2 separate regions of the Homo sapiens genome follow, and region 1 is linked to region 2. Evidence: chromatin contacts called from ENCODE Hi-C or POLR2A ChIA-PET data. All regions are on one chromosome and are shown on one strand. The core of a region is the stretch at or near the end of the contact, and the rest is flanking DNA. Distances in the headings are between cores, read along the strand shown. Region 1 overlaps ETS1 (ETS proto-oncogene 1, transcription factor). Region 2 has its middle 58 kb from the start of LINC02725.

Region 1 (6,928 bases), core at 3,358-5,857, 430 kb before region 2:
TGAAAAAGGCTAAACCCAAAGCCATTCACTAACTGTAATGAAATTATGTTTTATGGTGTTATGCAGATTTATAAGTAGGCAGTCCTTCAGTTTCCTTAAGGCTAAATTTGGGACTATCTGGAATTCAACTTCCAAATTTTTTTGTGTGTGTGAGACATCACACACACACACACACACACAAAGGTACTAGTCTTGCAGGAAAAGAAGCCCCGGGCCGGGTGCGGTGGCTCACGCCTGTAATCCCAGCACTTTGGGAGGCAGAGGCAGGCAGATCATGAGGTCAGGAGATCGAGACCATCCTGGCTAACACAGTGAAACCCCGTCTCTACTAAAAATACAAAAAACTAGCTGGGCGTGGTGGTGGGCGCCTGTAGTCCCAGCCACTTGGTAGGCTGAGGCAGGAGAATGCTGTGAACCCAGGAGGCGGAGCTTGCAGTGAGCCGAGATCGCACACTCCAGCCTGGGTGACAGAGCGAGACTCCGTCTCAAAAAAAAAAAAAAAAAAAGCCCTGTGCATTCTCCTCTAGGTCCTCTCAAGTTGATTCTGCCCTGAAATAAATCCTCTTCTTGTCATTTCATAGATGACTCTAGAGCCAGTCTAAAGTCACACAATAAGAAAGTCCCAGGGCCAAGTCCAGAACCTTAGAGTTCTGGCTCGTAGTTGAGTTTTAGGGATCAGTAACCCAAAACTACTGCTAAAACATGTTTTTGAAAATAAACAACTTTACTGCAAAAGGAAGTGCTTCAAAGCCCTTCAGTTCAGAATGAAACCTGAGATTTGGCAGCATTAGCTGAAATCACAGTTTTCTGAAGGAAGGCTCGATTGCAAAATAATCTCAATGTATTCAGGTACAAACAACAACTGAGGAAACTTTTGGTATGAGCCTAAGTTAGTGATAAGGAAAGAGTAAAAGCAGGTTACTAGTGCAGTGTGAATTTGTGCTGTGGGCATGTGATTAGGAACAGCGTAGAGCCTTTTAATTTGGGGAGATAACAGGAGCGAAGCTCTGGAATCTAAAGTCTCTCCATGTAAATGCTGTTGTGTAAGACAGTGTGAATTGGCTAAAGTCAGGCCCAGAGAAGTTAGGGCATTTCACTGAGGTCTGCAGGCCAGGCAAAGCTGGGGCTGGCTTCCAGGCTTGCTGAAGCCATCACAGTCTCAATGTAGACCATCCTTGGGCAGTACCTGATTGGATAAGAGGAAAAGAGCTTGGGAATGAGAAGGGCAGAAACAGAGTGTCTTCCCTTTCTTGCTCAGAGGCTGTTGTGATTAACTAGTTGCAGGAAGCTGGCAGCCCCCTCAGCTTAAATAGAGCCTTCCTGTCAGCCAGCAGCTGAGATGCTGGCAGGGATTCCATTCACGGTGCTGGGTTTAGCAGTGGATCCTAAAGGGGTGCCTGGCGTGGACCTGGGGATCTCAGTGGAGTAATAGACTCACATGCTGCTCAGTTATGTGATTGACGGGAAAATACTTTGGAGCACTGAGGAGGAAAATTCCCGGGAAGATTTGAACTGGTTGGGAGGCAAAGCTCTTTTCTATTGCCTGTGAGTAATTCCACTGTTTCTGCCTCCTATCTAATTAGTTTTGTATGAATTTTTCTTAATCATCTGCTACCAGTAGAAAAAGATCACATGGTAAAAAGATTCGTCCTCACTATGAACTTTTTTTTTTCTAAATGTCTTTTAAAAAACGTGGAAAGTGGTGATTGCCTATTTCTGTCATGGCTTTCAAAGACCACAACTGGCTGAAGCATCTTAGTGTCTTGATTCAGCTGCGGTAATACCTTGCAAGCAGTCTTTGGACAGAAGGGATCTATTCATACTGTACAATACATCCTGCACCCTGGTGCTGTTTACAACTCTCTGAGGTCTTGAGGGTGCCTGGATTTTGGATACCAGGAGACTCACGGGTTGACCCCTCTATTCTGGGTATAGCCCACTGCCTGTTTTAGAGGAAGAGTCTCTGAGTCTTAGATTTTTGGGGTCACTGTTTCTTTAATAAAGTCTCACTACAAATAATGGAATTGGGTGGTGACTGTTCTGGAATTCCACTCTGTCTCCAGTTTGAAGCTCCACCTTTGGAGGAAGCAAAATGTTTCCACTGAGCAGAATGCAGCCAGCGTGCTGCTGAGACATCCACACCAGTCTTTATTGCCTTTAAACAACAGGCCTCGGAAACTCCCCATCACCTCTGTTGGGAAAGGCCCTGCCAGGTGTCCCAGATGACCCTGCCTTTGCCCCCTTGGCACTTCTTTCTTTTCTCTGGACGGCCTCCCCTGCTGCAGAGAGTGAGCAGCTGCTGCTCTTTGTAGAGGCTCATTCAAGAGAAGCGCTGCCCTTCCTGTCTCCCTAAGGTGACTTGCATGTGATGCCTGCAGGTTGGAGCACTCATCAGCACCCCATCAGTCACTTGGGGATGCCTGCAGGTAGAGAAGTCCAAGTTAAACACAAGAAAGAGTGGTCATCCCATGCAGTTTTACCAAGGGCAACATTCAGGGGCCATCCCTGTAGAATTGAGAGCATGGAGTCAGGCCCTGCCAGTGAGCAGCTGTGTAACCTTTGGCAAGCTAACATCTCTGTATCTGTTTTCTCATCTGCAAATGGCAGTAATAATAGTTTCTATACCATAGGCTTGTTGTGAGAACTAATGAATTAGTTTATGGAGAGCACTTGGAGCAGTGCTGGGTATACAGGAAGCTAGGCTCTAAGTGCTAGCTGTCACCTACATTCCATAGTATTCTCCAAACCTTTTATTTTTCCAGTATAATTCTAAGTTCCTTGAGGCCAGGGAACAACGCATTTTACTTATAGAATTGCAGTAATTGCTGGCAGTGTCATGGGGCGTAGCAGGCATTTAATAATAATTAGGTCTTTTCAATTATTTAGCTCAATCCCAGATGTATTAAGTTCCTACTGTGTGCTTAGACTCCTTCATATACACTGACTTTTTAAATCCTTCACCAAATATCACATGAGGAAGTTTCTGTTATGCCCATTGTATAAATGAGGGAATCGAGACTTTTTTTTTTCTTTTTAGAGGAGGAGGTCTAGCCCAATGTTACACAGCAAACAACAAATAAGATGACTTTCAGGGTTTTCACATGTCAGAAAATATTCAAAATACTGTGTTAGTTTGAGTGTGCCGGAAAGCAGGTGCCAAGACATGATTAGATGTGCAAGATGTTTACGGAAGGAGCATCTATGAAGGAAAAAAAGGCAGCGAAGAGAAGGCAGCGGAACCTTCAGACCATGCTGCAGGTCTGGAAGGAGGAGATTTGGGTAGAAAGAGCCCTCAACTGCAGCTCCATTCTAAGAAAACTTTGGCTGGGCCCAGGGGATCTTTGGGTCAAGGTCGTCTGCTGGAGGAGCTCTGTGTCTCACAGGGGTGGACCTGCATGCCCTCACTGTGCTCAGTCCCTGGCTGGAGCAGTCCCCAGGATGAGGGGTGCTGGTGTGGACATGGTAGAGCCAGTCAATTATGTTCCCTGAAGCAGGAGAACTGAGTAGAACAGGTAGTGTGACAGCTGCAGGGACCTGAGCTGTAAACATGGCTTGTTGAGACCAGCACAGCTTTTCCATGTGGCAGGACTCAAGACCATGTGTCCCGACACTCTCAGTAGTCCGTGATGGGCTTCTGAGTTCAATGCATGTTGTTGACTGTAACTCCCCAAACTTTATTGTCTTTTGTATGACTCACCTCTCCCTGAGAGATAATGAGAGTGAAAGTTCTCCTAGAGTGATTGAATGTGAAAGTTTAAACTCTGAAACAAGGATGGGACTTGCTTTGTTGGAGATGCTCACAGGGCACAGGTCTGTGGAGGTGTTTGACATTCAGAGCTGAGGCGGTGGAGTTTCTTATGGAGGCCTCTCAAGGCTAGGTTCTCTGTTCTTTTTTTCTTTAAAGGCGTAGGTAGGACACTTTCAGCTTATCACGTTATGGTGAAACAAAAAGTACTTGTTCCGCTACCTCCATGCAGTTGTTAATATTGTGTTTTGCTATTCAACACACTCTGGCTACGTTTGAGGAGTGTTCAGAGATTATATGCTGGATAAATGCTTACAAAATTCGGTGTGCAAATGATCACTTAGGATCTAGTTCAACTACCTTCCAAGGATTCTATTATACCTAACTAGTGATTTCTCTCATTGTTGACATGCAGGGAAAACTTAACCCCTAGGATAAAATAAATTCCAGAGAGCAAGTTGAGAATCCTACTGAGAAAAGACTATAATCTTCAGACTTCTAAAGTCCTGTTTTCTAACCCTGATCAGTGAACATATCTTTCTTTCTTCTCATTACCTACACACTTAGGAAGATTTTTCTTTGTACATTTATAGTGGCTGGAAAAACCTTTTCTTTGGTTTATAACAAAATTCTTATCCCCTTCCCCCAAATCCAAACCTAACCCATCTCTGGTGACTTCTTAAAAGAACCGGTTACCTAGAAGACATCAGGAGGAAAGAGCTATAAAGAAACCCACTTCCTGACTTGAGCTTCACTGGCTCACTGTCCAAGTTTGTGTCTGAGTGTTAGCTTGAATGTGTTAGACAGAGTTACTGATGGGTTTAGAAGAAAGAGGTGGTTGCATTTGAATAGAGACTGCCCCTTTAAGAGAGGAACAGTCCCCTTTCTCCTGCTGCCGCCCCCACACATGTGTACTTGAGCACTTGCAGGTGTGCAGAGCCAGAGCAAAAACAAAGGTCTTTCCCTCATACCCTAAAAATGTGTAACTGTCTTGTTCTCAGACCCAAGTCAGACTGGCCAAATAAGCCTCACTTAACCCTGTTCCAGGTGGGAGGACTCCACTGGCCAGTTGCCAGCCACCTGGTCTTGCTGTCAAGCCTGTCTTGGGCCCTGATGGCTGGACAAGAGGTTCTGCTTGAACCCCAGTTAATGCTGGTGGGACCCGTCTCTTTGGGCCCAAACTATTGGCATTTGTGGGGAACGGTGTTGAACTTGCTCTAGGTGAGCTCTATACAATACTTAGGTGAAGAATACTTGGTGAGGGACATGAATAACTAAGGAAAAAGGTGCATCGGGAAAAGAGGATCTAAGTCCATCTGTGGCCAAGATTTCCCTAAACCATATATGCCTGTGATACTTTCACTTGCAAAGCAGTTTGCATCTGCTGTCTCTTTTGGTGCGTGTGCACTTTTAACATGGGAACAAGGATTTCAGAGTCTTCCCTAACTTAAAAAAGTCCTAAATGCTTATTCTCATTGAAAATATTAAAAATTTTTACATTCGTATACTGTAACTTTTTTTTCCTTAACCTCCAACTTTCTACTTTTTCAAAGTTGCCATACGAAGGCCAATTTAATCCTTGGAAGTCTAATTAGATTTTTTCTAGTGCTTTTACAATTTTTTTTAAATGCATCTTTTTTCTTGTTTTTTACTGAAAATTGTTTTTAAAAATATATTTTCTGTTGTTTCATTCTTCTTTGTAATTCCATTATTGTATATTCAGTTGCTCCTAAATTGTTCACCTCTTTAAGTGTCTTTCTCTCTCTCTGTCTATATATATGTATATATGCAGATTTTTGTAATAAGGACTTAATTTACATTTTTATAAACTAAAGAGAAGCAGAGATTACTATTTCCATTTTAGGAAAGGAAAAAGTAAAGCCCAGAGAGATTAAATGAGTTGCATAAGATTGCATATGGTGATTCAGGTAAGAACTGATATCAAAGCCTCGTACCCTCAACTCCCTACCCGGGGCTTTCCCACAGGCATCATATATTTTAATTTTATAGGATGCCGTCATCACTCAGTACTCCACTGCCTGACATGTAAAATGGCTTTTATTTTTAAATTTTTTGACACTCCTCCTCCTTTCGTTTTTGATCTAACATGCAAGAGACATGAACTCGGCAGTCAAAGACTGGTTTTAACTGATTTGAGAGCTGTTTTCTCACTCTTTTTCATGGTTAGATACTGGCTATCTCAGCAACAAATACAAGTTTATAAAGTTGTTGTTTGTTCATCATCGTGTTCAGCAAGTATGCTTTCCAAACACCTGTCAGAATGTTCTTTGTTGTTTGAGTTGAATTATTGGAAGTTATATTCCCAATCACTGCCCTTGAGTTATTAGCCACTGATACAGGAACACGTTTATAGAATATACTGACACAGAGTGAGTCTTTAAACCACGGCCGTATTGGCCAGTTATAGAATGTTATACATGGAGTGTGTTAGAGATGAGATAAGATTGGGTCAGGGTGGGGCAAAGAAAATATACAACTCAGAAGAAATGAGAGACATAGAACTCAGCCAAAATATCAAGCACTCCTGGCCCTTAATCTTCTTAAAATAATTTTCTCAGGGTCTTGATTGCCAGTCAGTCCAGCAATACAGTTTCTTGAGTTATTCATCCTCAGGCAACAAGACTTTGTGCAGCTTCAGGTTGAGCTTGGTCCAGAGGCCAAGAAACTGTCAGGATGTTTTCTGTTTTGTCCTTAAACTTAATGGAAATCAGGAGATTTAGGGGCCTTTGTGAATGGTGATTTAGAAGAGGGTTGACAGAAAGGGGTGATGCTTGGACTGGGGAGTCACCCACCCCACCCTCAGAGGTGCGTCCTCCTGTGGTAGCATGAAAGGCAGATTGATACACTTGTGAACAGATGGGTCATTTCTGGATTCGAATGTTCTGTTTTTGCCATCATCGTTTGGCTGTGGGTAGAGACACCTGGCTGGAAGGGAGGGGCCAGCAGGCCTGTTCCTCTGTTTTAGGGCCACCTGCCAGATGTGTGCTATCAGGGCAGAGTCAGCCCTATTGCAAGGGTGACCAACCATGAGAGTTTCATAGGTTAAAATAAATGTGGTGTCCTGCCCACACCGAGGTATTTGATTTGACTTTTAGAATAGAGCTAAAGGGATTAGCTTCTTAAAGTAGCAAATTAACTCCCAAAGGACAGGTAGTCATTTTC
Region 2 (7,594 bases), core at 1,429-3,928:
AAAAAAGAGACCCACTTTCACATTTACCTTCACTTCTAATAGACATCATGAAGAATAAATAATCATACTTACTTCATGGAAAGACTTTTTTATGTACAAATGTAAAGACCCAAGAACACATTGTTTATAGTCTTGTTTTCTCACAAATCCTTATACAACAGACCTTGATTATTCATGAGAGACCTAGGGATATTCATAAAGTCCTCTCCAGTCTAGAAGTCTAGATTGCCTATTGGAATTTCCATTCTTTCATGTGCTTTTATAATAATAATTATTATCATTTTATTTCTATTGAAGAATCAGAAACAAAACATTCCACATTGTGTACGTATATCCAAATATCACATTGTACTCTATAAATGTATATATTTATGTTTTGTCAATCAAAAATAATATTAACAATACATTAAAAAATAATTTTAAAAGAAACAAAAGGTCGTGCAAACAAAAGCCAAAATAATAATATGTCTTACAGTAAGTAAAGAATTAATAAATGTTGGGAAAAAACCAACATTCTGGTTATGGGCATTGATCTAATAAGTGTAGTTCCCCCCACCGAGCAATTTCATTATAAAAATGAAGATCATATTCTCTCTACTCAAATTAGAGGATTTCTAATTTTATGCAACTGATTCATCACTTAAATTCAGTAGATGAAACTCTAGCCACAAGACTTATTTCATGTAGGCTCTCACTAAATCACTGTACAATCAATGTATGGATTTGTGTAGGGGTTGGATAGAAGTATTTATCTTTATTTCCCTAATTGTCAGAAAATCAAATTTTGTCATTTAAACATTAATTTCCTCAGTCATTGCATCATGAGAAACTAGGAATCTGAAATTTGTCTCTCACTAACCTAACAGTTTTATTTGAAAAGTAGGTCCAACCCAAAGTCATCCCTCTTGAGAACAGACAACATGAGGTGGGCTTGCTGGGAACGTGTCTAACTACGGACCCTGAATTTCTTGGCCATGGAGTATATATAAGTTGAGTGATTTTTCTCTTGGAAGCTCCTGTTACTTATCCAGCTTCATGTTTTAAGCCTAAGCATTTTGCTGCAAGGAAGTCATTCAAATGTGTTGAAATATTAGTCTCCCACTGAAGAATTTTAAAACAACATGTTATTTCAACACTCTCTGCTTCAATAATCAGTTGTTTCCAGGCTCCCTGAGCCTCAAATCATATCACAGCTAAATCTTTCTTCTGCACATTATCTGAATATTTACCTTCCTGTCCATGTGGAAAGTAAAGACTGATTTCGATCTGGCTGTGAGAGAAGCCAGGTTGATGCTGGCATGGGAACATCTGTTAGATGGCTGAGCTCCAGCTCGGTCGTCCTATTTGTGGTTTTATTACTTTTGTCTCTTTCTTTCCTTGTACTGTTAATATTTTAGAAAAAAAAGATTGACATTTATTAAAATGAAAGTCTACATGGAAGTGCTAATTAAACTGAATGACATAAAAATCTCAACTGTCATCCAAAACATGTTCATCAAATGACACACAAATGATCACCAAGAGTCAGAATGTATTCTTCAAAACCTCTGGAATTGATTACTTTTGCTCATCGACTTCTTATAATAAGTGTCGCTTTGTTTTGTGCTTTACCTTTATTTTAATAATGAAATTAAGTAAGTTAAACATATATCAATTAAGCATGGAAAATGTCACTCATGTTAAAAAGGCACTCAAAAATCAGTCACTATTCCAGACACTGTGGAAGTGATACAAATAGATGAATGGTAATGCCTCTCCTACTAGGTCTACCAGGGAAAACTGGCATATACATTACTAATTCATGAAAGATCGTAATAAATAATATAAAATACATAAAATGCTATGCAAATATGGAGGGCGAAGGGATGGCTTCAACAATTTCTAATATATGTGTGAAAAGGATAATAAAGTATTACATAAAAATTACCCCATAAAATCCTCACGCATTTCCCCAACTTGTTCTTACAAAGACCATCCATTTTTGACCCGTGTTAAGCCCATCCCTACCCTCTGTCACAATTCACACTCCACAAAAGCTCTACAAATTACTGCCCACACATTGAAATTGGTTTCATATGCCTTCTGTCCCCAGCTGCCTGCACCCTGGCGATGACTGCCTTGCAACACAGTCATGAAGGGCGTCGCCTGTGTGGTTAGCAGAGTGTAGGTTAGGCCAGGAAGTCTTGTGTGAAAGAGTAGCTGTTGGTGGTTTGGCTTAGAGAGCAGGAGTCTTGCCAAGGATGGCTTTGCTGCTAGCTTTAGAAATGATGGATGGTGGCCACAAGGCTGTTTCTTCCTCAGGACTCAGAAAAAGTTTATGAAAAATGACACGATTGTACACAGATGATCTTGGCGAGCCACTCCAAGCTTACACACAGAGCCTATACTCTCCCTTGGTCAGAGGATATTTAACACGGGTGGTATTGCCTGGGGATTTTGAAGCTCTATATGCACTTGGAATTGGCTATAAAGGGTATCCCTGAGCAGAACAGTCAGAGATATTGAAAGTCCTCTACACACAAGCCACATACACTACACCTTCTTATACACCACATATATACACCACACACAGGTCATATACACCACACTTTCCACTGTATACCACGGATGTGGCCTTGGTATTTGTTTATTCATTGTTTTGTATTTTACAGTCCTTGCTCACCCTAGGGGTCAACATGAGGAAGGACAATAATTTGAGTTAAATTCCCAGAATACCTTTGACATTTCCTTTGCTTATTTCTTTAATGCTAACCCTCTGTAAGAGTGGAGTAATATCTTACCACATGACCATGAAAGTTTTGTGTAATAAAAGGAAGTGAACCAAGATGAATAAGATAAGATGCAGAACAAAATTTCCATGACATTTTACGCTGTTCATACAATAAAAAAATAAATAGAGAGACACATAGCTGACTTTGCATTAAGAATTAGGAAAAGCAGGGCACTTAGGATAAGAAGGTACATTCGTGACCTCTTGGACCAATGTCGGTCCAGTGCGTTGACATTTCTGGAACAGCATCTGGACATCAGGCATTTAACCAGATCATTGGGATTTAAAGACATGTAAGACGTGGTTACTGAATCCAAGGAGCTCACTGATCGAGAGAGGACACAGGCCAGCAATCTCTCACAGTGCCCTGTGGTAAGGGCTGAGACAGCCACCATACTCAGTTGCGCTGGGAACACAGAAGCAGCTCTCGGGGCAGACCCATAGGGAAGATGGAATAGGCTAAGGGAAGAGAAAATATTTGAGGTGGGTATTTAAAGATGAGCACAACAATCTCCTTAATCTATACATGGGAAAAATAGTGAGGCCCGGAACGATGTAGAAACGTTACCTGCGGGCCCAAAGATAACAAGCCAGTGTCCCTCTCTGACTTGGAAGAAGGAGGAGGGAAGAATCAGAGGGTAAAGAGCTGGGCAGCTGGACTGGTATGTGAATATCCGAGGCAGCCAGACACGCTGCATCGTGGGAGGGAAGAGTTCAATGCTTTCTGACAACAACATCAGTGGACATCTCAGGAATCCAAGAGAAACGGGGATGCCACCAGGTGGCAAAGGGGTGTGTGAGGACGCTTCCAGATCAGCTCTGCAGGAGAATATACATTTATTTTACTCCTTTTATTTGTAAGAAAATGTATTGAATTGTTAAGCATATTTTGTCCTGGTTTTAGCCGTTAAAAAATTCCAGTCAGTAAAATAACATCTGAGGATGCACAGAATGAGAGGGGCATTCGGGATCTTTCCTTCCACAGAGCCCCTCTGCTGGCTCGCCACCCCGTGAACCTCATTCAGCTCAGGCTGCTATTCAGAGAGAGCCCGCGGTCCCCGCCCCTATGCAAGAGCTTAGGGGGGGAGTTAAGACCGCTGCACAAATATATGAAATAAAAGGGCTATGGCAAATGAGTCATTTAAAGTATAAGGAATTGGGCTGGGCACTGTGCCTCACTCCTGTAATCCCAGCACTTTGGGAGGCCGAAGCGGGTGGATCACTTGAGGTCAGGAGCTCCCAGGCTGGCCAACATAGTAAAACCCCCTCTCTGCTAAAAATACAAAAAAATTAGCTGGGTGTGGTGGCCTGCACCTGTGATTCCAGCTACTCGGGGGGCTGAGGCAAAAGAATTGCTTTAACCCGAGATGGAGGCTGCAGTGAGCCGAGATTGTGCCACCGTACCCCAGCATGGGCGACAGAGCGAGACTCCGTCCCAAAAAGGAAGAAAAGAAGGAAGGAAGGAAGGAAGAAAAGAAGGAAGGAAGGAAGGAAGGAAGGAAGGAAGGAAGGAAGGAAGGAAGGAAGGAAGGAAGGAAGGAAAGAAGGAAGGGGAATTGGAATTTTTTTCCTCCTGGAAATGCTTTCCTCTCATGGTGTCTATTGGATTCCTTCTCTCGTTTGTCTTAGTTCATTCCTGGCTGTTCTTTGTTCCTGACTTCTCTTCTTTTGCGTGCAACCGAGACATTCTTTGGAGTTCCACGCTTGACTTTTCCTCTACCTGCAGGTCCCCCAGCTTCACTGGCAATGCTTACTGGAGCCTTCCAGAACTCATTCCCACACCCAGGGCCCCTTAGCTCGAGGTGTGCCATCTGCACCCTGGAGGCTTCTCAAACTTATTACACCTGAGAACACACTCGGTAGCTTCTTCCTATTTCTTCTGACAAATGATGTTGCTGTCACACCTGGGCCAGAAATCTGGACACCAGCCCTGCCTTCACCCCATGCTAACCCTGCATATGCCCTGGCCAGCATCAGGCTGTTGATTCTGCATTCGTATCTTCTCTATGTCACAGACCAGAGTCATTGGCTACAAGGTACAGAAACTTTCTCAAGGCAGATGAGGTAAGGGGAGCTTGTTGTAAAACCATGGCAGACAATTCCATGGGCACCCAAGGGAATGACAGACTCAGCAAGCCATAATGAGGGCTGTGACTGGAACTGGAAATTCAAGAGCCAAGGATGTTCTCTCTATCACTCAAGAGCCCCAGAATCTCTTTCTTTGCTCCTGATTCCTTTCTATTTCAAGAGAAATCATGTCCTGTCTGAAGCTGTCTCTGAGTCCAGGGATCCACGGATATGGAGCACTGGACACGTGAGCCTGTGGCTCAGCCTGCTCCTGACTTGCCTCAGGGCCTATCAGGTTACACTCTCATCCTACTCCTGCATGTCTGCCTTGCCCACCACATTCTCCAAAGACTGTGAGCTCTGTGAGGGCTGTGATTGTGTCTCACTCATCTTTGTATTCCCCAGAAGTCATCACATTCCCTGGCACATAGTGACATGCAATAATGCTTGCTGACTGGACATCTGTCTCTACACAGACAGTGCACACATTTGCCATAACCTCAGTACAGACCACGTCATCTCTGAATGACTGCGAGAGTCTCAAGTTCATCTCTGGTTTCTACTACTTGCCCCCTGTTTGGACTGACCTGTTTCCCTTTGTCCATGTGAGTGTATCCTCTGCAGAATGGCTGGAGTGACTATGGTGAAACTCAGGTCAGACAATGGCATGTCTCTGCTCAAAATCTTCCCGTGGCTTCCCATCTTGCACTGATGCCAAATTCTTACAGGTGTGAAAAGCACTGTAGGATCCGACCCTGCACTGCCTCCTGCAACTCCTCCTAACACTGCCCAGTCACTGGGCTCCAGCCACAGCAGCCCCTCACTGTCCCCCATCACAGCCTTCTAGGACGCACTTGACCCACCCTTTGCCTGGAAGCCTCAGGCAGAGATCTTCACGGCTGCTCTTTCACATCCTCTAGGTCTCCGGTCACATATCAGTTTATCACAAAGGTCTGCACCCCAAACCCTCTATATAAGGAAATACGCCCATTGAGGTACCTCTATGCCCCTTTTTTTGCTTTGATCTTTCATGTAGCATTTTCAAAATGAGCACCTATTATATCTTTTGTACTAATGTTATGCTGTGTGTCTCACATCTCTTGAATATCTGTTCCTTAAAGTGACAGACTTTTAAACTGTTCACCGATATATCTCAATACCTAAAATAGTGCTTGACACAGTTGATTCCGAAAAAATGTTTTTTGAAATGAGTGCATAAGTCATTGGAAAGATATTTATAATGCTGTTTTTATTTGCTTTTCTCCAGTTTTAACCTGCTCTGTGACTTTATGTTTCTGCTACCGTAAATCTATTATTTGTTGCCAAATCGGCCACACATCCTCTGGTTTTATTGTGTGGTGGTGGCAGGCGGGTGGGGGGGCAATCTTTGTTTTAAGGTTTAAATTAAAGTGTAGTGCACTTCTATCCCAAGGAGAAGAAAAAGATCATATAGAGATGAATGGAAATTAGAGGTATGAGTGGTATATTAGTCAGGGTTCTCTAGAGGGACAGAATTTACAGGATAGATGTATACATAAAGGGGAGTTCATTAAGGAGTATTAACTCACACGATCACAAGGTGAGGTCCCACAGTAGGCTGTCTGCAAGCTGTGGAGCAAGGACACCAGTCAGAGTCTCAAAGCTGAACTTGGAGTTCGATGTTTGAGGGCAGGAAGCATCCAGCACGGGAGAAAGATGTAGGCTGGGAGGCTAAGCCAGTCTAATTTTTTCACATTCTTCTGCCTGCTTTATACTAGCTGTGCTGGCAGCTGATTAGATGGTGCCCACCAAGATTGACAGTGGGTCTGCCTCTCCCAGTGCACTGACTCAAATGCTCATCTCCTGTGGCAGCACCCTCACAGACACACCTAGAAACAGTACTTTGCACCCTTCAATCCAATCAAGTTGACATTCAATATTCACCATCACAAGTGGTCAACCATGCTGTCTAAACCCTGTGTATGTATGTGTGCCTGCTCCCGTGTGCATACAGAAGTGTGTGTGTAGGAATGCACATGGCGTGTATGTGTGTAGACACTTCTGTAGCACTGTCCCTGCATGTGCAGGTGCATATGCAATTATTCCCAACACTGTCCATTGAGAGGGCCGAGAAGGAGAGACAGCCTAGGAGCAATGAGGGTGCTTAGTGTTCAAATCTGTCTCTGTATGAAAAGGAAACAAGAATCCTCGGGGTGATGGCAGAGAAAGTAGGAACAAGATGTGCCAGGAATATCGTGTTGTGCCGGAAGTTAAGGAAGTGCTTAAAAACATAATGGGGGCATGTCGCAGAGACACAAGAGCCAGCCCAGAAGGAATCCCATTGGCCAAATCTGAGACATTTTGAGCATCATAATTATTAAATTCAGTAGTTAACGATAAACCTTTGAAAACCTAGGAATGTCTAAGTCCATACAGCTAATAAATAGATAAATAAAGGGTAGCAGGAGGACTCTTGATTGCAGTAGAATGCTGGGTGCTGCCTAGTAAATATGGAGGGAAAGCTGAGGACAGAAAACCATTATGTGCAAACTTTATGATAAAGACTGGGTCAGAAATGAACAGACAATGGGTGCTAGATTTGGGGGATGTTTTAAAGAAGAGCAAGACATCCTCGTGATTTTAAATATCTCCTTACAGATTGCTTATTGTTGCAAGAGGGGAAAAAAGCAGTGATTCCACAGTGGTGAAATCAAGCACCTCAGGCAGGTGATCAAAATTAATATCATCAGTGAGGGACAGTTGATCTAATATGTCTCC

What was found. A loop is a pair of places that touch in the nucleus more often than their neighbours do. ChIA-PET counts read pairs that join two places held with the same protein, here RNA polymerase II (POLR2A). Pooled maps may share reads with other maps.
Region 1: a loop to region 2 is called in a map of CD4-positive, alpha-beta T cell, with 4 times the contacts of the local background. The contact joins two enhancer-like sites. A Hi-C loop is called at or near these places in 8 of 168 maps with a recorded cell type or tissue (CD4-positive, alpha-beta T cell, CD4-positive, alpha-beta memory T cell, Right ventricle myocardium inferior and 3 more) and 12 of 50 pooled maps. POLR2A ChIA-PET finds 5 or more read pairs at or near these places in 2 of 52 experiments (CD4-positive, alpha-beta memory T cell and activated CD4-positive, alpha-beta memory T cell).

Annotation. Positions count from the first base shown.
Region 1 is chr11:128,469,135-128,476,062 of GRCh38, reverse strand. The region is part of intron 8 of ETS1 (ETS proto-oncogene 1, transcription factor); the gene reads left to right. Among named protein-coding and RNA genes, the nearest start is that of MIR6090, 50 kb to the left of the region's middle. RefSeq lists enhancers at 3,495-3,789, 4,792-4,911, 5,730-5,829, 5,840-5,889, 6,190-6,309 and 1 more. Within about 2 kb of position 4,607, at least 13 of the 41 ENCODE cell types and tissues checked have a DNase peak (open chromatin) inside an H3K27ac peak, as active enhancers do; they include CD4-positive, alpha-beta T cell, where a contact is called at or near this core.
Region 2 is chr11:128,034,400-128,041,993 of GRCh38, reverse strand. No RefSeq gene overlaps it. Among named protein-coding and RNA genes, the nearest start is that of LINC02725, 58 kb to the left of the region's middle. Within about 2 kb of position 2,678, at least 9 of the 41 ENCODE cell types and tissues checked have a DNase peak (open chromatin) inside an H3K27ac peak, as active enhancers do; they include CD4-positive, alpha-beta T cell, where a contact is called at or near this core.